2 separate regions of the Homo sapiens genome follow, and region 1 is linked to region 2. A link is an interaction called in ENCODE POLR2A ChIA-PET data of the cell type or tissue named here. Cell type or tissue: Panc1. All regions are shown on one strand. Each heading gives the region's core, and the rest is flanking DNA. Links, peaks and the distances in the headings are about the cores only. Region 1 holds the start of GARRE1 (granule associated Rac and RHOG effector 1). Region 2 holds the start of LOC124904695 (a long non-coding RNA gene).

Region 1 (12,477 bases), core at 2,462-10,461, 170 kb after region 2:
ATTTCTGCACTTATAAACCTATTTCATGTATATCTATCTATCTATCTATCTATCTATCTATCTATCTCTCTATCGAGAGAGGGAGACATTATTTATTTTATTTTTATTTATTTATTTTTTGAGATGGAATCTTGCTCTGTCACCCAGGCTGGAGTGCAGTGGCACGATCTTGGCTCACTGCAACCTCCACCTCCCAGGTTCAAGCAATTCTCCTGCTGCAGCCTCCTGGACAGCTGGGATTACAGGCACCCGCCACCATGCCCAGTTAATTTTTGTATTTTTAGTAGAGGTGGGGTTTCACCATGTTGTCAGGCTGGTCTCAAACTCTGGACCTCAGGTGATCCGCCCGCCTCAGCCTCTCAAAGTGCTGGGATTACAGGCGTGAGCCACCATGCCTGGCCTATATATATTTTTTTAAACAAATGAGCTCATATTACTTCAAAAGTGGAGAAATTTTTTAAAATTAGAAAAACACAAATGGGCAAACATACATTGTTCTGTACCTTGCTTCTTTCACTGATTTCTCTGAGCTTGATCCACATCTGCACCTGTCCTGTTTTTATTAAATTCTAAGATATAAATATTTTTACATTTTAACTTCGTGGTTTTTCATGAAGTCAGAGGATCTTAGTGTGCTTGGACTTCATCAGGAAACAGGATCACAAAAAGCTTTTAAACATATATAAGACACTGGGAGTTATCTTGGCAGCCATGTGCAGGCTGAATCAAGAAGCAGAGGCCAGGCGAGGTGACTCACGCCTACAATCCCAGCACCTTGGGAGGCCAAGGCAGGCGGATCACCTGAGGTCAGGAGTTCCAGACCAGCCTAGCCAATATGGTGAAACCCCATCTCTACTAAAAATACAAAAATTAGCTGGGCGTGGTGACGCATGCCTGTAATCCCAGCTACTTGGGAGGCCAAGGCAGGAGAATTGCTTCGACCCAGGAGGTGGAGGTTGCAATGAGCTGAGATCGCACTACTGCATTCCAGCCTGGGTGAGAGAGAGACTCCGCCTCAAAAAAAAAAAAAAAAAAAAAAAAAAAAGCAGCAGCTGGGCATGGTGGCTCACTCCTGTAATCCCAGCACTTTGGGAGACCAAGGTGGGCGGATCACAAGGTAAGGAGTTCAAGACCAGCCTGGCCAATATGGTGAAACCCCGCCTCTATTACAAATACAAAAATTAGCCAGGCATGGTGGCACTCACCTGTAGTCCTAGCTACTCGGGAGGCTGAGGCAGAAGAATCGCTTGAACCCAGGGAGGCAGAGGTTGCAGTAAGTCGAGATCCTGCCACTGCCTTCCAGCCAGGGTGACAGAGCAAGATTCCATTTCAAAAAAAAAGGCAGGGAGACCTACCAGGTGACATGTGACATGATGCCACACATACCAGAGGTAAGTACCTACATCAAAGGGTTGTTGTGAGGATTAAACAATGCAATGTAGACAAAGCTCTCAGCATCAAACCTGGTTAGCGCAGTGAGTCGAAGGACTCAGCACAGGACCTGAAGTGCTGTTAGTGCCCAGTTAGACATTGTTATTAGTTATTTCAAGGACTGCTCCCACTTTCCAATGTCATTTCCCTCTACTCCTTATTCATACCTGTCCAGACTCTACCCTCAATCTCCTGCAGCTCAAATACCTCATGCTTGCTCTCACCTCCACACCTTTGGACGTGTCATGCCCCTGCCCAAGAGTCCTCCCCTCTTGCTGTGGCACTGGACTTACTTTTTCCCACAGTACTCAGCTCAAGAACAGCCTTCTCCAGAAGTCTCCCCTGAGAACTGCAGGCTGGATTCCCTGGATGAGCAGTGTAGGAAGAGCTTATCTGTCATTACTTCCCAGTGTCTGTTTATCAGCTTATTCAATGCACCCAGAAGCAAGCAGTTCCATGGGGATTAATTATTTAGGCTATCTAAGCTCAAAGAAAACTGATGTATGAACCAGAGGCCAGTTACTACTTTATGAATACCAACGAGAGCTAATACTGTCATTGAATACTTATCACAGGTGCCGGGTAGCACGCTCAGAGCCCTCACTGCAACACTAAGAGAAAGGTGCTACTATTATCCCCATTCTACAAATCAGAAAACTGAAAGATTAGCCAGCATCCCAAGACCAGGATCTGATCCAAGCAGCTTAGATGCAGAGCCCTCAACCACTCACATTCTCTCCTTACCAAGAAATCTCCACGTGCAGCTATCTTCTACTCAGATGGTACTGGGAGGACAGACGCTAAGCAAGGGAGAGACCCTTGCAGCCAGAGGCAACAACAGGGACACGCCCATCTGTGTGTTAGTGCAGATGGCTTTGTGGAGGGAACGCTGCACTGCTCCTCTGGTCAGGCCCCCAGAGAGTGCTACACACACACCACGTAATTCCTCTCTTGGACCCGCCACCCCAATTTCCAGACACTGTCCCAATCCTCTCCCAGAAACACAAGTATTTCTTCTGAGGATACAAAATTAAGTTTAAGCTTTCCAGCTACAAACACATTCCATGCATGCCTTCCTGGGGTTATAGCTGGGTCAGTTTGGTTGAATTTAAAGTTTTCCCTGAGATTCTTCAAACTACATTTACGAAATATCTTTTGACTTATATCTTTTCTATAGATAGCTAATGTGTATGACATTTTTTCTGATTTCATTCTCAGATGATCATTCATTCCTTCAACAAATACTTCATTAATGCTAAACGACGAGTTAGTGGGTGCAGCACACCAGCATGGCACATGTATACATATGTAACTAACCTGCACATTGTGCACATGTACCCTAAAACTTAAAGTATAATAATAAAATAAAAATAAAAAAATGATATTACCAAATCCTTGTCATAGAAAAGGTGATCAAGAAGTATATAGCCAAAATTATCAGGAAAAGATATTATAGGCTTATCTTGGAGATATTGCAGGTGTCATTCCAGATCATTTCAAGAAAGTGAATATCGCAATGAAGCAAGTCACATGATGTTTTTTATTTTCCTGTACATATAAAAGTTATATTTACACTATATTGTAGTCTGTTAAGTATGCAATCGCATTGTCACAAAAACAATGCACATACCTTAATTTAAAAATACTTCATTACTAAAAAATGCTAATGATCATCTGCATCTTCAGCAAGTGGTAAACTTTTTGTTGGCAGAGGGTCTTGCCGTGATGTTGATGGCTGCTAATTGATCAGAGTGTGGGTGCTAAAGGTTGGGGTGGCTGTGGCAATTTCTTAAAATAAGGTTTATTAGTCTGTTCTCACCCTGCTATGGGGAAATGCCCAAGACTAGGTAATTTATAAAGGAAAGAGGCTTAATTGATTCACAGTTCCCCAGGGCTGGGAGGCCTCAGAAAACATATTCATGGCAGAAGGGGAAGCAAACACGTCCTTCTTCACATGGCAGCAGCAAGAAGAATGAGACCCAAGTGAAGGGGGAAGCCCCTTATAAAGCCATCAGATCTTGTGAGAAGTTGCTCACTATCACAAGCATAGCATGGGGGAAACTGCTCATATGATTAAATTACCTCCCATTAGGTCCTTCCCACCACATGTGGGGATTATGGGAACTACAATTCAAGATGAGATTTGGGTGAGGACACAGCCTAACCATATCATTCTGCCCCTGGCTCCTCATGTCCCCTCATTAAACTGAATGAAATACAAAACAAACAAACAAACAAACAAAAAAAACTTCATCATTTCCACGCACTGTGTTCTAGGCCCTGGAGATCAAAGCAGTAAATAAGACACGCAAGATCTCTGAAACCTGGGAGAGGTTACTTGGTGACTCCCCTTCTAGGCACTTATAATACTTTATGACAATTGCTTATTTGGCATTCTTCCCAGGATGTGCTGTCCAGCTCTGTATTCTGATCTTCCAGTAAAGTAACTGGGCTGTACTGTAGGTACTCCATAAATGTGAGCTAACTCAATTCTTGAGTAAATTCACTGGGTCTCCTCTTTCACATCCAGAGTAGGACCACGTTAAGCCTGAAATCCCTTAAGAAAAGGTACAAAGTCTAAATCGAGGTGTAGGGATAGAAAGCAAATGGCAAATACAATCCATATCAAGAAGGAAGATGTGATTCACCGGCTGGTAAGAACCTTAAGAGTCAGGAAGGACAGGACACCTTGATAAGTGATATTTATTTATTTATTTATTTACTTATTTATTTTGAGACAGGGTCTCGCTCTGTTGCTTGGGCTGGAGTGCAGTGGCACAATCACAGTTCACTGAATCCTTAACCTCCTAGGCTCAAGCAATCCTCCGGCCTCAGCCTCCCAAGTAGCTGGAATTATAGGCATGGACCACCACACCTAGATAATTTTGGAGTCTCACTATGTTGCCTAGGCTGATCTCAAGCAATCCTCCCACCTTGGCCTCCCAAACTTCTGGGATCACAGGCATGAGCCCCTGTGCCAGACCTAAAATTCATTTTTTTAAGAGACAGAGGTCTCACTATGTTGCCCAGGCTGGTCTCCAACTCCTGAGAGCATGTAATCCTCTCACCTTGTCCTCGCAAAGAAGTGATATTTTCTTTTCTTTTTTTTTTTGAGACGGAGTCTTACTCTGTCGCCCAGGCTGGAGTGCAGTGGCACGATCTCAGCTCACTGCAAGCTCCGCCTCCCAGGTTCACACCATTCTCCTACCTCAGCCTCCTGAGTAGCTGGGACTACAGGCGCCCATCGCCATGTCCGGCTAATTTTTTAATATTTTTTTTTTAGTAGAGATGGGGTTTCACCATGTTAGCCAAGATGGTCTCGGTCTCCTGACCTCGTGATCCGCTCACCTCGGCCTCCCAAAGTGCTGGGATTACAGGCGTGAGCCACTGCGCCCGGCCAGAAGTGATATTTTCTTCACCTGGAGAAAGCATGGCCTCAGGAACATGTCCAGGGGTTACTGAACAGGAGAAAAAGAATTGACCTGCAGAAAACTCTGAGTCGGGGGTCACTAAGTGGTGGCAGAGGTAAGGAAATGAGGTGGTTCTCTACCCAGGACTCATATACTGGATAAGTGGGAAGGAATATGTTTTGGAGCGGGGGTAAGAGGTACAAAACTAGGCTTCAGAAAATGCCCCAAGGTAGATGTATGAAGAGAAGCAGTAAAGACAAATGAGAAAGTGCAGTCACAGATTTCAGGAAATGACCACACTAGTTCCAAGTCAAGAAGGCCAATCAAGGCCAAGCGTGGTGTCTCACGCCTGTAATCCCAGCACTTTTGAGGTCAGGAGTTCAAGACCAGCCTGGCCAACATGGTGAAACCCCATCTCTATTAAAAATACAAAAATTTGCTGGGGGTGGTGGCGCAGACCTGTAATCCCAGCTACTCGGGAGGCTGAGGCAGGAGACTCGTTTGAACCCTGGAGCCAGAGGTTGCAGTGAGCTGAGACCGAGCCACTGCACTCCAGTCTGGGCAACAGAGCAAGACTCTGTCTCAAAAAAAAAAAAAAGAAAAAAAAGAAAAAGAAAAAAGAAGGCCAATCAATGGGAGATTCACGAGAGCAAGAAAGAATAGCTCACCATGCCAAATACCTGAGATCAAAGTCAAGGAAAATAATTAAGCAATGGCCACTGCATGCATCAGTTAGGGGACCCTCAAGAGGGCAGTTTCAGTAGAGTTAAAGACATTTGAAGCACAAGCACAACCTGTTGCTGTTTTTCCTTAATCCAAACACAACATTCAGGCTCTCTGTGAACTTACACTTCAGAGAAAACGGCAACCTGCTTTTCAATAACTCCAAAACAAATCAATTCCTTATCTAAACCAACATTTTTTTGCCTACCTAGGAAGATCATCATTTTTCACTAAGGACAAAGTTACAGGAGGAAAAAAGAGTGATTAGCCAGGGGTGGTGGCTCACAACTGTGATCCCAGCTCCTAGGGAGGCTGAGGCAGAAGAATTGCTTGAACCTGGGAGGTGGAGGTTGCAGTAAGCCAAGATTGCGCCACTGCACTCCAGCCTCGGGGACAGAGGGAGACTCCGACTCAAAAAAAAAGAGAGTGGACACCCAACCCATGTGATATCCCAGCCTGCTAGCTTTCAGAAACAATTATTTCCTATAGACTTGGAAGACCCACTTGACACATGGATCCTGATGTATTAGGCTATAGGTTTTCAACAGAACAAACATTTACTAAAATTTTCACAGAATCATGTGCAATTTGCTTAAAAAAAAAAAAAAGGATGCTTAAAACATGGTCTTCCAAACATCTGGAGATAATTTTAGATTGAAAAATCTAGGCTTGCCAAGGGAATCTGAGAACTTTTCTATCTTGGTCTCCAATGCCAACCTACGTATTTGTGTGCAAAAATAGAGGAAGATTAGAATCTCAAATGCCACACTGAAAAGTTGCCACAACAAACCTGAACTCTTCATATGGAGTTTGTTATCTTGTCAGCAAGAAAGCAAATGAAACGGCAATAAACTAAACTTTTTGCTTTAAAAAGAAAAAAAAAATCTCAAACATGAAATATTCCCTGTACTTGTATTGGAAAATGATTTCTTTTTAAAACAAAATATTGTGAAGATACTGTGAAAAGAAAATACTGTGATTTTTAAAGACACTTGAAAACATCTAAGCACACACAAAATGTAAATATGAACTTTGTAAGTAGCCCTTACAAACATACACTTAGAACTTTTAGTCTAAAATATGATAAAATGATAAAGCTTACATATTATTCAATAAATCTGGAACTGACTAGCCATTTACAAAATATTTCATATTTTAAACCAAGAATGAATTTTAGGTAGACTAAAGGCAAAAAAATAAAACCATGAAACGATGAGACGCAAACATGAATTTCTTTTTTTTTTTTTTTGAGATGGAGTCTCACTCTGTTGCCCAGGCTGGAGCGCAGTGGCACGACCTCGGCTCACTGCAACCTTCGCCTCCTGGGCTCAAGCGATTCTCCTGCCTCAGCCTCCCAAGTAGCTGGGACTACAGGAGCGCGCCACCATGCTTGGCTAATGTGTTTTTTTGTATTTTTTTAGTTGAATCCGGGTTTCACCACGTTGGCCAGGCTGGTCTAGAACTCCTGACCTCAAGTGATCCGCCCGCCTCGGCCTCCCAAAGTGCTGGGATTACAGGCATGAGCCATCGCGCCAGGCTGGAATTTTTTTTTATGACAAAGAGACAGAAAAATTGTCCAAATATGTCAAAGGAAAACAAATACTATGTATTCTTAAAAATTGAACGTTACGGCCGGACACGGTGGCTCACGCCTATAATCCCAGCACTTTGGAACGCCGAGCCAGGCGGATCACCTGAGGTCAGGAGTTCGAGACCAACCTGGTCAACTGGGCGAAACCCTGTCTCTACTAAAAATACAAAAATTAGCCGGGCGTGGTGGGTGCCTGTAATCTCAGCTACTCGGGAGACTAAAGCAGGAGAATCGCTCGAACCCGGGAGGCTAAGGTTGCAGTTAATCTAGATCCCGCCACTGCACTCCAGCCTGGGTGACAGAGGGAGACTGTCTCAAAAAAAAACAAATAAAGTTACCTTTGACCCCATTTGTAAATTTATTCTAAGATAACAATCAGACCAGGTGTAATATCTCACACTTGTAATCCCAACACTTTGGAAGGCGAAGGCGTGAGGGTCGCTTGAGGCCAGAAGTTTTGAGACCAGCCTGGGCAACAGTCTCTTATTAAAAAAAAAAAAAAAAGACCATATCAAACAAATCCTTCCGGCAGAATTGTTTATCTTGTGACAAATTGGAAACTATCTCAATGCTCATCGGTGGTTAAATCACATACTGTAAAGTCCATAAAAATAACAATACCTATCTGTATTTATTGATTATCACCAAAATGTTAGCAGTGGTTGTCACTGAATGGTAGACTGGCAGATGACTGTCATTTTCTACCTTAAGACTTTTTGTGTCGTCTTGAGTGTTTTGCCAGGAAAGGAGAATTAACTGCTTTTATAATGGGGATGAGGGACCAGAACAAGGTATTTTCAAACTGGAGGCCCCCAAAGCTGAGTCTCTGGAAAATTTCTAAAAAGTCTAAACAAAATTCTTATCATGCCAACCAGGCACGCTTCTTTCCTCGCACCGCGCGGCGCAGAAAGACACACCCCTGACTCTGCGCTCGTCCCTCGGGCTCGGGTCCTCCACGCTCAGCCCCGGCCCTCCCGGTCCCCGCGGACCCTCCCCTCGGGCCCAATGCGCCAGCTGGCTCCGCAGGGCCGGAAAAGCGCGTTCCTCGGCAGCCTGGCGCCGCCGGGAAGGTGCGCGCAGCCCGCCCGGCAGCCCCGGGATGGCGTGAGGGCCGCCTCCCCGGCTAGCCCCAGCGGACCCCTGCCGCCAGCAGGCCGCCCTCCCTCCGCGGGCTTCCGGGAGCGGGTCCTGGCGCCAGCGCGACCTCCCGGGCCCCGGCGAACCGAGGGAGCGTCCCCTTTCCCCGCCTGACGGGCGCCGACCCGCCCCTGCGGTGCCGCGGCCGCCGAGTCTCCGACGCGCCCCCAGGTCCCGGGTTCGCGCCAGGAGGCCCCTCCGGGCTTCCGTCGGCCGGCCAGCGCCCGCAAAGCCCGGCGTCCTCCACAGCGGGCGGGCAAGGGGCGGGAGCCCACGGCCCCGCGCCCTGCGGCCCCGAGCGGAGCGGCGCCCCGCGGGCCCGTCTCGCCGTCTGCCCTGGCTGCGGCCCGCGGCCCCGCTGCCCACCGCCCACCGCCCGACCCCGCCCGCCAGCCCCCGCCTGCGCCCGCCGCGCCCGCTCCTCACCTGCGACGCGCCCCGGCCCCCAGCGCACCGCCTTGGACCGGCTGTGTACACCGGAAGTTACGTCTCCGGTCCGGCCCCGCCCCCGCCTCGGGCGGACGCGGGGAGGTTGCGGATCCCGCGCCTAGAGCGGACTCTCCTCTCGCATTAGAGGGGAGGGGGCGCCCCGGAGCCTCCTCTCCTGGGACCCTGGGCCCCCAAGCGGGACGGCCGGGGCGGAGGTTGAGGACTGGCGGCCAGAGCCGGAGGTCCACCCAGATCCCCCACCATGGCTTGGCCCCCGGGCGGGAGGGGTCGGGCTGCGTCCTCCTGGATTTATTACTGAAATTGACTGAAATCGATTACTGGCGTATGGAGTGTTTCCTAGATGCCAGGCCCCGACGGGCACTGCAGGAACGGGTAGTGCTCTCTCCCTCATAAGTTTATTCCTTAGTGGTAAATACACAATACCATTGTCACATATCCGGGTGATAATATAGTACCAATGGTGACAAGTGGTAGGAGGGGAAAGAGTAAGAGGGAGGGAGAGAGTACCCTGACCTAGTAAAGGAGAGTGATCCGGAATTCCCCCAGGGAAAGAGCAGGAGCTGAGGTCCTAAGGGGTAGAAGGGAGAAAAAAAAAAAAAAAAACGAGAAGGGAGGAGAACACATTACGCAGAAGCAGCAGCAAGGGTCTTCCAGTTCTGTGGGTTTTGTTTGTTTGAGACGGAGTCTTGCTCTATCGCCCAGGCTGGAGTGCAGTGACGTGATCTTGGCTCGCTGCAACCTCCACCTCCCGGGTTCAAGTGATTCTCCTGCCTCAGCCTCCCGGATAGCTGCGATTACAAGCGTGCGCCACCACGCCCGGCTAATTTTTGTGTTATTAGTAGAGACGGGATTTCCCCATGTTGGCCACGCTGGTCTCAAACTCCTGACCTCAGGTGTTCCGCCCACCTCGGCCTCCCAAAGTGCTTGAGCCACGGAGCATGGCCCAGTTTTGTGTTCCAATAATAAATCAGAGTGGTGAGAAGTTAGGTCTTACTTGACAGTGTTGCAAAACTAATGAGTTTTAAGCAAGAGGTGATTTGTCCATACTTGAGAGTGTAAAGGGGTTACTCTAGATGCAGTGTGGAGAAGGAAGGACTACGGAGGGGAGGCAAGAGTGGATATAAATGTGTACACCCATGTTCATATTAGTCAGAAGGTGGAAGCAACCCAATGTCCATCCACGGGTGAATGGGTTCACAAAATGTGGTATAAACATAACAATAGAATATTACTCAGCGTTGAAGGAGGCCGGGCGCCGTGGCTTACGCCTGTAATCCCAGCACTTTGGGAGGCCAAGGCGCGTGGATCACCTGAGGTCAGGAGTTCGAGACCAGCCTGACCAACATGATGAAACCCCGTCTCTACTAAAAATACAAAATCAGCCAGGCGTGGTGGCGCATGCCTATAATCCCAGCTACGATGCAAATAGATGAGCTTTGAAGATATTATGCCAAAAGAAACCAGTCACAAAGACAAATATCCTATGATTCCACTTACATAAGGTACCTAGAGTAGTCAAAAACATAGAGACGGGCCAGGCATGGTGGCTCATGCCTGTAATCCCAGCACTATGGGAGGCTGAGGCAGGAGGATCACCTGAGGTCAGGAGCTCCAGACCAGCCTGGCCAACATGGTGAAATCCCATCTGTACTAAAAATACAAAAAGTTAGCCAGGCGTGGTGGTGGAGGCCTATAATCCCAGCTACTTGGAAGGTCGAAGCAGGAGAACAACTTGAACCTGGGAGGCAGAGGTTGCAGTGAGCTGAGATTACGCCACTGTATTCCAGCCTTGGCGATGAAGCGAGAATCTATCTCAAAAAAAAAAAAAAAAGAGGCCGGGTGCAGTGGTTCACGCCTGTAATCCCAACACTTTGGGAGGCCGAGGTGGGCGGATCATGAGGTCAGGAGATCGAGACCATCCTGGCTAACATGGTGAAATCCCATCTGTACTAAAAATACAAAAAGTTAGCCAGGCGTGGTGGTGGAGGCCTATAATCCCAGCTACTTGGAAGGCCGAAGCAGGAGAACAACTTGAACCTGGGAGGCAGAGGTTGCAGTGAGCTGAGATTACGCCACTGTATTCCAGCCTTGGCGATGAAGCGAGAATCTATCTCAAAAAAAAAAAAAAAAGAGGCCGGGTGCAGTGGTTCACGCCTGTAATCCCAACACTTTGGGAGGCCGAGGTGGGCGGATCATGAGGTCAGGAGATCGAGACCATCCTGGCTAACATGGTGAAACCCCGTCTCTACTAAAAATACAACAAAAAATTAGCCGGGCGTGGTGGTGGACGCCTGTATTCCCAGCTACTCTGGAGGCTGAGGCAGGAGAACTGTGTGAACCCGGGAGGCAGAGCTTGCAGTGAGCCGAGATTGCGCCACTGCACTCCAGCCTGGGTGACAGAGCGAGACTCCATCTCAAAAAAAAAAAAAAAAAAGAAAGAAATGTAGAAGTTCTAATATTTTCTCCCAGTATCCCAATGGATTGCCTTCCCATACTATGGGGTACATGAACCTCCCTTTGAAAACCATTCATGGACTATGGTAGTGGCAATGGGGATGGAAAAAAAAAAGAAAGTCAAATTTGAGAAAGATTTTGGAATAAAATTGATGTAAAATCAGTGGTGAAATGGATATGGAGGGTGAGGAAGAGGTAGGAATCATGAATGTCTCCTGGGTCTCTGGGATGAGCCATTGTAGTGCTGGCACTCATTGTTTTGGGAAGCCCCGGAAGAGGACCATATTTGGGAGGGTGGAGGATGGGAAGAATGGCCCGAGTTCCAGTGTGAACATGGCATCAAAGAAGAGGCACCAATAAGGCACTTGGGGATGAGGATCTGGAGCTTAGAAGAGAGGTATGTGCTGGAGATGTCAGTGTAGATTGAGGGGATACCTTTCTTGGTGGTTGAATTTTTTTTTTGGACGGAATCTCACTCTGTCACCCAGGCTGGAGTCCAAAGGCGCAATCTCGGCTCACTGCAAGCTCCGCCTCCCGGGTTCACACCATTCTCCTGCCTCAGCCTCCTGAGTAGCTGGAACTACAGGCGCCCGCCACCACGCCCGGCTAATTTTTTTTTGTATTTTTAGTAGAGACGGTGTTTCACCATGTTAGCCAGGATGGTCTCGATCTCCTGGCCTCGTGATCCGCCCGCCTCGGCCTCCCAAAGTGCTGAGATTGCAGGTGTGAGACACTGTGCCCGGCCTCCCTCCCAGTTTTAAGCAATTCTCCTGTCTCAGCCTCCCGAGTAGCTGGAATTACAGGCACGCACCACCATGCCCAGCTAATTTGTGTATTTTTAGTAGAGACGGGGTTTCACCATGCTGGCCAGGCTGGCCTTGAATTCGTGGCCTCAAGTGATCCACCGCCTCGGCCTCCCAAAGTGCTGGGATTACAGGTGTGAGCCACTGCACCTGGCCTTGGTGGTTGCTTTTTTAAGGTAGAAGAGACTTAAACATGTTTTAAGGTCAAAGAGGAAGATCTGGTTGAAAGTGGCTGAGGATATAGGAGAGAGATGATCTGGTTCTTCTTGTGAAGGTTCTGAAAAGGCTTGAAGGAGGGGATCTAAAATGCTTGGTGGGATCGGGCCTGGTGGCTCACAGTAGTAATCCCAACACTTTGGAAGGCCAAGGTGGGCTCATTGCTTGAGCCTAGGAGTTTGAGATCAGCCTGGGCAACATAGTGAAACCCTGTCTCTACAAAAAATACAAAAATTAACTAGGCACATTGGCATACACCTGT
Region 2 (12,477 bases), core at 1,660-9,659:
TTTTATCTAATTTTTGCTTAAATATATAATACATAAAGGAAAGAAACAATGACTCAGTCGGCCACCCGTACTTTTTTGTTCATTCCATGTTTCCACTAGCCCTTAAGACACTTTAAACTCACACCGAAGGGCCAGTAACATCTCCAATCTCTAAAAAGTTTGCATTAGTAGAAATAACGATTCAAAATAGCACTGGCTTGTCAACGTACACCAATGCAAAAGGCACAGTCCTAACGTCTTTAATGAAACAAGCGAGTGTACCGTCTACTGTGAGAGCAATGACAGTCACGCAGCCTGCGGGAGCCCTGCCACTCGCTCCGTGACCCAGGGTAAGTTACTCAACCCCATTGCGTCTCCCTTTCCTCATCTGTTAAAAATAAAGCAGGGTGGAAATAGCGTTTGCACTCCTCGGGTGGTATGAAGATGGTGCGCGTTCCGTGTGTAAACCCGCTCGTGACCAGCGCTCGGGACGCGTTGGTCGCTATCATTGCCATCCTCCGCCCCGCGTCGTTACTTCGGAGTTACGACAGGGACCTCAAAATTAAAGTCACAACATCCGCGAGGGACTCAATCCTCTCCCGCATCTCCTAACAGCCGGGAATTTGTTTTGAAGGGAGGATAAGAGGCGGCTTCACGCCCACGAAGCGCCACACATTGGCGCTGCCGGGGAGGCGGGGGCCCGCGGCCTCCTCGGCGTCCGGAGCCGGCCCAGCGAGCGGAGGCCCGCCCCGTGCCCAAAGAACAGTCTCCTCCCGCGGGGGGGGCACAACCCGAGCCTCTCAGCCTGCCCCCGCTCCGCAACTCCGGTCCCGGGCTCCGGGCCCTGAGCCTCAGAGCCCCTGGAGCCCCGGAACCCCCGAATCCCAGCCCCCGCACCACAGCCCGCCATTCACGCGCGCGCGCCCGGCCCTCACCAGGTCGATGTGGGAGAAACCGGTGAGCACGAGATTCTTGAGGAGCTCGCAGCCGATGCCGCCCGCCCCCACCACCAGCACCCGGCCCCCGGCCACCGCCTCAGCCAGCTCCCGGGGCAGCCCCCGCGACAGTGCCATGGCGGGACAACCACGAGCCGCGGCGGAGGCGGAGGCGGGAGAACCGAGCCGCGGCCGGAAGCGGGTGGGGGAAGGGCGGCCTGGTTTCCGCTCCTGCGCACTACAGCCTCCGGCAGACACAGGCAGGGCACATCGCGCCGGGGTGTGCTGCAGCCCGCGGGGACCGGCAGGCTCTTGCAAAGGGCTGGCGACCTCCAGCTGAGACCGGCGGTGTTATTCCCACACCAGCATAGGCCCGCCATCAGACCTAAAAAGTCTAAGGGTCGCCTTCTAGCCTGGGGTTTCAACTCCCAGCCAAGACTTCCTTACAGGTTAGAAAACTGATGTCCCTATACGTAAAGAGCTCTTACAAATTAACAAGTGTCACCCCCAAAAAAATATAGGCAAAGGATGTGAACAGGAAACTCACAAAAAATTGGACAATATGATCAATAAGCGTATTAAAATGTAAACCATAAAAGAATCGCTTGAACCCTGGAGGTGGAGGTTGCAGTGAACCAAGATCGCACCACTTCACTCCAGGCTGGGTAACAGAGCAAGACTCCGTCTCAAAAAAGAAAAAAATGTAAACCATGCAAAATGGTAAGATTTTCACCTGCCGGGCGCGGTGGCTTACGCCTGTAATCCCAGCACTTTGGGAGGCCGAGGCGGGTGGATCACGAGGTCAGGAGTTCTGAAACCAGCCTGACTAACATGGTGAAACCCCCATCTCTACTAAAAATACAAAAATTAGCCGGGCGTGGTGGCGTGCGCCTGTAATCCCAGCTACTCGGGAGGCTGAGGCAGGAGAATCGTTTGAACCCAGGAGGCAGAGGTTGCAGTGAGCCGAGATCGCGCCACTGCACTCCAGCCTGGGCAACAGACTCCGTCTCAAAAAAACAAACAAACAAACAAACAAAAAAAAACACCGAAACAGCTGGGGGTGGTGGCACAAGCCTGTAGCCCCAGCTACTCAGGAGGCTGAGGCAGGAGAATTGCTTGAACCCAGGAGGCGGAGGTTGCACCACTGCACTCCAGCCTGAGCAATACAGCGAGACTCTGTCTCAAAAAAAAAAAAAAGTTTTTCACCTACTAAACTGGTAGAAAGAAAAAATAAGTAACACTTATCAAGGGATTGGGAAACAAGCACTCCAACACACTCCAGGTAAAGATTCCAAAGCAAAGCTTCTCTAGAGGGCGTGGTGGCTTGCACCTGTAGTCCCAGCTACTCAGGAGGCTGAGGCAGGAGGATCACTTAAGCCTGAGAGGTCGAGGCTGCAGTGAGCTATGCCCTTACCACTGCACTCCAGCCTGAGAGACAGAGCAAGACCCTGTCTCGAAAAAAAAGAAAAAAAAACCCTAAAATTGTGCACAACTTTTGACTCATTCATTCCAATTCTAGGAAACTGTCCTGTAGCAGTTATCATTGATTTAAAATATATATAAATTTAGTTACAGGGATGGCCATCATGGGAATAAAAATTGGAAAATACAAGTGGCTAAAAATTGTATAAAGCTTTTGATGTATATTTAAAAAATAGAGCAATTATAAATTATGTTGTGGGAAAAATATTAATGGGAAAATGCTCCAAATATAATGTTAAATGCAAGAAACAAGCCCACCCCATGATCACCTAGGCCTCATTATCCTCATCTACGTAGGCAGAGCATGTCTGAACATGGCTGGGAGTGTTTTTATACTGCTGTTATGGGGCTGAAGGGAAGGGGTTGATCATGTTAAAAATAAAGAAAGGGGAAGACTGGAAGGCAGCTGGATAAAGGGACAGTCTCCAGAACGGAGTAAAGACCCCTTCCTGGGATACTGCAGGAGCAGAAGATGGGAGTGGGTGAGGGCGGGGACCTGGGCTGATGAACATGGGCAGGTCTAAACAGCCAGGGTCACAGAGCAAAAACCTCCAGCAGCTAGAGCAGGTTCAGTGGCTTGATCAGGTGCCAGAAACAGCATAGGAAGCACTGGAGTGCACGTGTCAGAGGTGTACACAAGAGGCTGACCACTGCTCTTGGCTCTTTCGCTGCTCTCCTCCCCCCTAGAATGCCCACCAGAACGGCTGTGCAGACAACACCAGCCCTCTGGACTAGAGAGGAGCTACCTTCCTAGCTGCCACTGTGACAGCTGGCCCTGGACCCTGGAAGGGCAGACCAACCCACAGTCAGGAGGTCCTGGCCCGGCCCCGGCCCCGGCACCAGCACCCAAAGGCAAAAAGGCAACTCAGAAAAACAGAGGTTAATAACTTGTGAGTTAAAATAAGGTACATACAAACATATTTGGATGTAAACATTTGTTTTAATTTATATTAATAAAAGGAAATGCTCTACTTAAACAATAATTCATCTGGGTCTTCTTGTATAATACAAAATTCTTCCATGGGAGTCTGATGATTTGGGGGCCAGCAACTCTTCTCACATGTGTAAACTAGAATTGTTCCAAATTCCACAGAAAGACCTGAAAAATACCACATATTCAGGCTTCCAGCAAAAAGAGTTATGAGACTGATGTTACTAAAAGGAATGATTTTACCTTATAAGCTGAAAAAGTAATTAGGTAAAGCAAAAACAGTGCTTACTGCTTTCAGCTATAACAGAATCACAGTCTATCCTATAATAAGTGAATATTGATAACAAAAAAGCAAAATTAATTTAAAGTGGCAGGAAAATATACTTTAAAAATAAACAAAAATTTCAGCAAGTGTTCATTATAACTGTCTAGCTATCTGATGTTGAAAATCTATATTAATCTACATGGTTCATGTGATATACATAGCTTTTGGCTAGGTGCGGTGGCTCACAACTGTGATCCCTGCACTTTGGGAGGCCGACGGGGAAGGACAGCTTGAGCCCAGCCTAGGCAACATAGTGAGACACCTGTCTCTACAAAAAACAAAACAAACAAACAAACAAACAAAATATATATATATCTCATATAGCCTGGGCAACACAGTGAGACTTTACTAAAAAAAAAAAAATTCACTGGGTGTAACGGTGCACACCTGTAGTCCCAGCTACTCAGAGGAGACTAAGGCAGAAGGATCACTTGAGCCCAGGAGATAAAGGCTGCAATAAGCTATGATTGCACCACCGTACTCTGGCCCGGGTGATAGAGCGAGACCCTGTCTTAAAAAAAAAAAAAAAAAGAAGAGAGAAATATATATCATAGGACACACTACTGCCGAGAAAGGATAAGGATTCAGGCAAAAAATATAAAATAAACCCTAAGAGTTTACAGAAAATTATCAATGAATAAAGCCATTAAAAAAAGATACCAAGAAAACATAAGCAATAAGAACTCCTGATATTAGAACAGAAAAGCAGGAGTCAAGAGGATGACGTAGGCAATGATTTGCAGCAGCAAAGGAGAAATACATTGTTTAAAAATGTATGCATTGGCTGGGCACAGCACATTGGCTCATGCTTGTAATCCCAGCACATTGGGAGGCTGTGGTATATGGATCACCTGAGGTCAGGAGTTCAAGACCAGCCTGGCCAACATGGTGAAACCCCGTCTCTACTAACAATACAAAAAATTAGCTGGGCGTGGTGGTAGGCACCTGTAATCCCAGCTACTTGGGAGGCTGAGGCAGGAGAATTGCTTGAACCTGGGAGGCACAGGTTGCAGTGAGAAGAGATTGTGCCACTGCACTCCAGCCTGGGCAACAGAGTGAGACTCTGTCTCAAAAAAAAAAAAAAAAATGAAAAAATGGCAGAGTTTAACTGGTATATGACATTCCTCTAGGAGCATCTGACTGGTAAGGGAAAAGCGCCTCAAGTGAGCAAGTCTACAACTCCAGTAAACACACTGCGCATGCGGCCTCTCCCAAGTGCTGGAGGGCCACTATGCATGTGGACAGCCCACCCCAAGGGAAGAAACAAGAGAAGTAACCCAAGACCCAGGAAGTATAAAACCCCAAGTCAAAGGTCAAATGGACACTTGAATCTCTCAGGTTGCCTGCTTGGCCCTCTTCCAACTATATTTACTTCCTTTCGTTCTTGCTCTAAAACTTTTTAGTAAGTTTTCACTCCTGCTCTAAAATTTGCTTCGGTCTCTCCTCTGTCTTATGTGCCTCGGTCAAATTCTTTCTTCGGAGGAGGCAAGAACTGAGGTTGCTACAGACCCCTACAGATTCACCGCTGCTAACAGTATTGTGGCAAAAATGTTAGTCACAAAGGGGGAAAAAATCAGACCACCCTCATACCTCTACAAAGCTACATTCCATGCAAAAGACATTTCTATATGAGTGAAAAATCTCAGAGACTAGAATGCCCATAAGCCCTTCCAGAAAAATATATTTCCCAGTGAGACTGAACCACCAAGAAATGACAGGAGGCACCAGGGCAAAGGGCTGGCAGGGCTTTCACTGTCAGAAGACAACACAGGGGTCTATACAAGGTTCTGAAAAGAGAAAGTGGGATTTAAAAATTTTATACATGGGTTGCCCCTCAAATATGAAGCCACATTACCATGCACAATCTGAAGCAAGATACCTCTGAGCCCTCCTTAAAGCTATTACTTGAGAAAATCCAGCTACTGCAAAAAGAATCAAAATAAAACAGGAATAAAAAAGCTCACTCTAAGAGTGGTGATAAACACTGAATCCATTTACACATAGAACTAAGGCTATCCAAATAGCTGTGATAATTATGATACTGGCCAGGCGCGGTGGCTCATGCCTGTAAATCCCAGCACTTTGGGAGGTCGAGGTGGACGGATCACTTGAGGTCAGGAGTTCAAGACCAGCCAACATGGCGAAACCCCGTCTCTATTAAAAATACAACATTAGCAGGGCGTGGTGGTGGGCGCCTGTAATCCCAGCTACTCAAGAGGCTGAGGCAGGAGAATCGCTTGAACCTGGGAGGCAGAGGTTGCAATGAGCCGAGATAGTGCCACTGTACTCCAGGCTGGGCGACAGAGTGAGGCTCCATCTCAAAAAAAAAAAAAAAAAAAAAGATACTGGGTCCAGGCACGGTGGCTCATGCCTATAATCCAAGCACTTTGGGATGCCGAGGCAGGTCGGGAGCTTGAGGTCAGGAGTTTGAGACCAGCCTGGCCAACAACAGTGAAACCTGTTTCTACCAAAAATATAAAAAATTAGCTGGGTGTGGTGGTGGGCACCTGTAATCCCAGCTACTCAGGAGGCTGAGGCAGGAGAATCACTTGAACCTGGGAGGCAGAGGTTGCAGTGAGCCGAGATAGCACCATTGCACTCCAACCTGGGTGAAACTCCGTCTCAAAAAACAAAAAAGATACTGAAATATTTCAAGGTAGGAATAGGGTATAAATTTCCTTATCTACTATGGTAAGGAGCCAGATGCATACTATCTAAAACTGAAACACAGAAAGAATGTTATTTTCTGTTAATAGCAGAAGCACCTTTCAGAAACTTGGGCCTCTTAGGTAAAGAACCTATTACCAAAAGTCCAGGCCAGGCGTGGCAGCTCACGCCTGTAATCCCAGCACTTTGGGAGGCTGAGGTGGGCGGATCACAAGGTCAGGAGATCAACACCATCCTGGCTAACACAGTGAAACCCCGTCTCTACTAAAAATACAAAAAAAAATTAGCTGGGCTTGGTTGCGGGCGCCTGTAGTCCCAGCTCCTTGGGAGGCTGAGGCAGGAGAATGGCATGAACCCGGGAGGCGGAGCTTGCAGTGAGCTGAGATTATGCCACTGCACTCCAGCCTGGGCGACAGAGCAAGACTCCGTCTCAAGAAAAAAGAAGGAAAAAAAAAAAAATCCAGTAACTGCTTCACTTATACTTAACATTCCTTCTGTTAATTTGTACAAAAATTTGTTCTAAGACTTTTAATTACCATATTAGTGAATTTTCCTATTTTAGGAAAATTATTTTCGTCTAGCCATCCATACATTCATCTGACTTGCTATTTGTCTTTATGTCAAAAATGATTGTTGGAATAATGGTTATTAACATTGATAATAGTTTTAATTTCTGGCCAGGCATGGTTCATGCTTGTAATCACTTTGGGAGGCCAAGGCGGGAGGATCGCTTGAGTCTAGGAGTTCGAGACCAGCCTGGGCAACATGACGCAACCTTGTCTCTACAAAAAATACAAAAATTCCATCCTGGCCAACACAGTGAAACCCTATCACTACTAAAAATACAAAAACTAGCCGGGCGTGGTGGCGGGCACCTGTAATCCCAGCTACTAGGGAGGCTGAGGGAGGGGAATTGCTAGACCCCGGGAGCTGGAGGTTGCAGTGAGCCAAGAACGTGCCACTGCACTCCAGCCTGGGCGACAGAGAGAGACTCCATCTCAATAAATAAATCAATCAATAAATATTAAAAAAAAAAAAAAAAGACTGGCTGGATTATAAATTTCTTTTTTTTTTTTTGAGACAGAGTCTCCTCACTCTGTCGCCAGGCTGGAGTAGAGTGGTGCGATCTTGGCTCACTGCAACCTCTACCTCCTGGGTTCAAGCGATTCCCTGCCTCAACCTCCCAAGGAGCTGGGACTACAGGCACGTGCCACCACGCCCAGCTAATTTTTTATATTATAGTAGAGACAGGGTTTCACCACATTGGCCAGGATGGCCTCGATCTCCTGACCTTGTGATCCACCCGCCTTGGCCTCCCAAAGTGCTGGGATTACAGGCATGAGCCACCACACCTGGCCTAAATTTCTTAAAATAATTTTTTAATTCCCAAATTTTCTGTAATTTGCTTATGATATTTTATAAGTAAACAAAAGGTTTTTCATTTATTTAAAAATAATGCCAGAAATCCACAAACTCAAATTAATAAAGGGCTTCTCACCTAAATTAGCACTCTTGAGCATGCTGACCAGTGCTGGCATAAGCTGAAACTCAAATATCCTTTGGCCTCCACACTGGCTGCAGGCTGGGAGCTCGGTGACTTCTGATGTAGGGCAGGTCAAAAAGAGTGGCTCTCCACTCCAGGAATACCTAGGACAAGGAAACAAAGAACCCCGAATCAGAGCCACACAAGTCGCATTCTAGCATCTAAGGCCATGCTTTGCAACCTTTCTTTGTTTCTTGCAGAAATCTCCCAGAGGCCCAAAAACCTAGCACCATGGCTGTAAAGCATAGCAAGATATCTGGAAATCTTGTCAGTGTTCGATTCAAAGTCTCAAAGGCACTAAAGTCAATGTTCAACTGAATCTAGGTAAAGCTGCAACAAAGTCCAGACTCAGCTCCACTGCAGATTAAATGGAATCAGCCCTCCACATCACTGGCCTTACAGAGGAAAGGGCATGCCTTAGAGAAGAAGTCCCCAACCCCCAGGCCATGGACCCCCAGGCCATGGACCAGTACTGGTTGGTAGCCTATTAGGAATAGGGCCATGCAGCAGGAGGTGAGCAACAGCCAAGCGAGCATTACCACCTGATCTCCACCTCCCGTCGTATCAGCAGCATTAGATTCTCATAGGAGCGCAAATCCTATTGTGAACTGCACATGCAAGGGATCTAGGTTGTGTGCTCCTTCTGAGAATCTAAAGCCTTATGATCTGAGGTGAACAGTTTCATCCCAAAACCATGCCCCACATCCCCCACCTCAGTCTGTGAAAAAATTGCCTTCCATGAACCAGTCCCTGATGCCAAAAAGGTTGGGGACCTCTGCCTTAGAGGGAGGAAACATTCACTTCAGTTTTTGGGTTTTTTTTTTTTTTTTTTAGATAAAGCCTTTTTCTGTTGCCCAGGCTGGAGTGCAGTGGCACAATCACAGCTCACTGCAGCCTTGACCCCCTGGGCTCAAGCAATCCTCTTACCTCAGCCTCCTGAGTAGCTGGGAACACAGAGGCGCATCACCATACCCAGCTAGTTTTTAAAAAAAAAATTTGTAGAGACAGGGTCTTGCTATAATGCCCAGACTGGTCTCAAACTCCTGGCCTCAAGTGATCCTCCCACCTCAGCCTCCCAAAGTGCTGTGATTACAGGTGTGAGCCACCACATCCAGCTCACTTCAATATTACTGTTGTTCGATATGTAATTTCTGGTAAATCATTTTAAAAGTTACTAAACATGCAAAGAAGCAGGAAAATTTACCCCATAAAGAAAGTTAATGCAAGGAGACCCATGGACAAGATGATAAATTTATCAGACAAAAACTTTAAAATACCAGTAATGAATATGTAAAAAAAAAAAACCAAAAAAAAAACCTAGTGGACAAGGTAGGCCGGGTACCGTGGCTCAGGCCTGTAATCTCAGCACTTTGGGAGGCTGAGGCGGGTGAATCACTCGAGGACAGGAGTTCGAGATCAGCTTGGCCAACATGGTGAAACCCCATCTCCACTAAAACTACAAAAATTAGCCGGGCGTAGTGGCAGGTGCCTGTAATCCCAGCTGTGGGGGAGGCTGAGGCCGCGGCTGCAGAATCGCTTAAACCTGGGAGGCAGAGGTTGCAGTGAACTGAGATTGCTCCACTGCACTCCAGCCTGGATGATAGAGCAAGACTCTGTCTCGAATAATAATAATAATACAAAAATTAGCCAGACATAGTGTAATAATACAAAAATTAGCCAGACATAGTGGTGCACGCCTGTGGTCCCAGCTACTTTGGAGAGTGTGGCAGGAGGATCACTTGAGCTCAGGAGTCTGAGGCTGCGGTGAGCCATGACTGCACCACTGCATTCCAGCCTACGCAAGCAACAGAACAAGACCCAATCTCTTAAAAAAAAAAAAAAAAAAAAAGCAACATAAAGAGTTAAAAATAAAAGACAAAAAAGGAACAAAATAGTAAACTAAAAATACTCAAAGTCACTGACAAGCAGGTTAAATAAAAGGAATACAGAGACAAAAACAAAAAAACCCCACCAAATGGAAAGTCAGGTGTGGTGACAGATGCCTATAACCCTAGCACTTTGAGAAGCTGAGAGGCTGAGGTGAGGGAACTGCTTGAGTCCAGGAGTTCAAGACCAGCCTAGGCCACATAGTGAGACACCCATCTCTTTAAAAAAAAAAAAAAGGAAATGGAGGAAAAAACAATAACAGAATAAAATTAACCCAACATGGTGGGGTGCGGTGGCTCATGCCTGTAATCCCAGCATTTTGGGAGGCCAAGGCAGGCGGGTCACCTGAGGTCAAAAGTTTGATACCAGCCTGGCCAACATAGCGAAACCTGTCTCTACTACAAAAAATTAGCCAGGCATGGTGGTGCGCACCAGTAATCCCAGCTACTCAGGAGGCTGAGGCAGGAGAATCGTTGAACCTGGGAGGCAGAGGTTGCAGTGAGCCAAGATCGTGCCACTGCACTCCAGCCTGGGCAACAGAGCAAGACTCCGTCTCAAGAAAAAAAAAACAAAAAACAAAAAACAATTAACCCAACAATACCAATGATTACATTAAAGGGACTGCATATTCCGTGTTAAAAAAACCATAACTGTTAAGTTGAACTTGATCAAAATTTAAAGCCATCTGTCAGAATCTGTTTGAGTGCTAAAAAAAATTAAATTGAAAAAGGACTTGTACTCTTGACCATATGAAGAATTCCTACAACTCAGTAACACAAACAATATGGTGAGAGATTTGAATGACACATTATCCAAGATGATATACAGAGATGGAAAACAAGCACTTGAAATGATGCTCAACATCATTTGCCATTTGGGGAAATGCAAATTAAAGCCACAATAAAATGCCACTACACACCTTCTTAAATGGCTAAAATTAAAAACTGAACATCCCAAGCATTAGCAAAGATATACAGGAAGTAGAATTCTTAAAAACTGCTAGTGGGAATAGAAATGGCATAACCACTTTGGAAAACTGGCCTGTTTCTTAACAAGTTAAACATGCATATCCCATATAATACAACCGTTCTATTCCTAGGTATCTACCCCCCCAAAATCAGAACATGTCTTACAAAGAGATGTAAACAAATGTTCACAGCAGCTTTATTTATAATAGCCAAACACTGGAAATAACCCAAATATCCATCAACTGGTAAATGTATAGTGGCACATCCATACAATGGAATACGACACAGCGGTCAAAAGGAATGAACTATTGATACATGCAATAAGAATGAATCTTGAAGTATTCTAAGTGAATAAAACCAGACCAAAAAAAAAAAGTATATCCCATATGACCTTATATACTTTCACAGGAAATGCACTAAGGTGCAACAGAAAGATGATTGGCGGTTGCCTGGGGACTAGGGGAGCAGCACAGGACAGGGTAGGCAAGAACTTGCGAAGAAGTATGAGGAAACTCCTGGCAGAGAGGAATATGTTTACTGTCTTGACTGTTGTGATTTCAGGGGTGTATATGGATGTCAACTTATCAAAGTGCACACTGTAAAAATATACGCAGTCTGTTGTATGTCAATTGTATCTCAATAAAGCTGCTGAAAAATAAATGTAAACAGACACACTTCACTACAGAAGATACACAGATGTCAAATGAGTATATGGAAAGATGCACAACATCATTTGTTATTAGGAAAATGCAAATTCAAACCACAAGGAAATACCACCACCACCACCTACTAGAATGGCTACATTTAAAAGACTGACGATATTTTTAAAACCACCACCAGGCTAGGTTTCTCAATGTCAACTATTCTTATACTCCCTGTATTTTAGTATTTGCATATTTAGTTCTTATTTCATTAAGGAAAAATTCCCAATTTTATCTTTGAATAGTTTCTGATCCATCTATTGCGTTCTCTATTTTGGACACCAATTCTCCTCATAGTAAATATATTTATCAACCCTTCAAAGATACCATCTTCTCTCTGAATGCTTTCTCTTTTTCTTCTGCATTCACTGGATTAGCTCAAGTCTTTCCTCTATACCAGTACTTTGATCTTTAGCCAAGTCTATTATGTTCCTTAACTTTTTTTTTCTTTTTTTTTTTGAGACAAAGCCTTGCTCTCTCGCCCAGGCTGGAGTGCAATGGCGCAGTCTCGGTCGACTGCAACCTCCGCCTGCCAGGTTCAAGCAATTCTTCTGCCTCAGCCTCCCGAATAGCTGGGACTACAGGCACCCGCCACCACACCCAGCTAATTTTTGTATTTTTAGTAGAGACAGGGTTTCACCATATTGGCCAGGCTGATCTGGAACTCCTGACTTTGTGATCTGCCTGCCTTGGCCTCCCAAAGTGCTGGGATTACAGGCTTAAGCCACCACACCCGGCCAGTGTTCCTTATATTCTATATGTATTAGATATGTAATGTCATGGGGCTTGGTTTCTTTAGCAATTCAATTTCCGATTCATACATAGTTACTTTATTTTCTCACCTTTGAGCTCTTGTTTTATGGAATCCATTCTTATGAAGTTCTTATACATTTTGAAGCATCTGCTGGGACTGATGTGCTCCTTGGATTATATTTTATTTTATTTTATTTTTTGAGACAGAGTCTCACTCTGTCACCCAGGCTGGAGTGCAGTGGCACGATCTCGGCTGATTGCAACCTCCACCTCCCAGGTTCAAGCGATTCTCCTGCCTTAGTCTCC

Evidence for each region. ChIA-PET counts read pairs that join two places held together with the same protein. Peaks named below come from ENCODE experiments on the same cell type or tissue, not always from the same donor. Only the 100,000 strongest peaks of a DNase experiment are listed, where the experiment ranks them.
Region 1: POLR2A ChIA-PET joins it to region 2 with 14 read pairs; 5 of 35 experiments call an interaction of 5 or more read pairs at or near these places.

What each region holds. Positions count from the first base shown.
Region 1 is chr19:34,250,856-34,263,332 of GRCh38, reverse strand. It overlaps GARRE1 (granule associated Rac and RHOG effector 1), which reads right to left and starts at 8,779. Exons shown (of 14, transcript NM_014686.5): 1 at 8,719-8,779. RefSeq lists a silencer at 3,958-4,158 and an enhancer at 7,961-8,482. In Panc1, for the core only: no CTCF peak of the experiment used is centred there; no DNase peak of the experiment used is centred there; H3K4me3 peaks cover 2,252 bases; H3K27ac peaks cover 1,693 bases.
Region 2 is chr19:34,417,008-34,429,484 of GRCh38, reverse strand. It overlaps PDCD2L (programmed cell death 2 like), which reads right to left. Exons shown (of 7, transcript NM_032346.2): 6 at 7,818-7,966; 7 at 3,317-3,495. The coding sequence ends at 3,365. It overlaps LOC124904695 (a long non-coding RNA gene), which reads left to right and starts at 1,121. Exons shown (of 2, transcript XR_007067232.1): 1 at 1,121-1,363; 2 at 3,084-3,379. UBA2 (ubiquitin like modifier activating enzyme 2) reads right to left here and starts at 1,104. Exons shown (of 17, transcript NM_005499.3): 1 at 915-1,104. The coding sequence starts at 1,052. It also overlaps the pseudogene RN7SL154P. RefSeq lists silencers at 607-766, 837-946, 977-1,216. In Panc1, for the core only: no CTCF peak of the experiment used is centred there; no DNase peak of the experiment used is centred there; H3K4me3 peaks cover 97 bases; H3K27ac peaks cover 92 bases.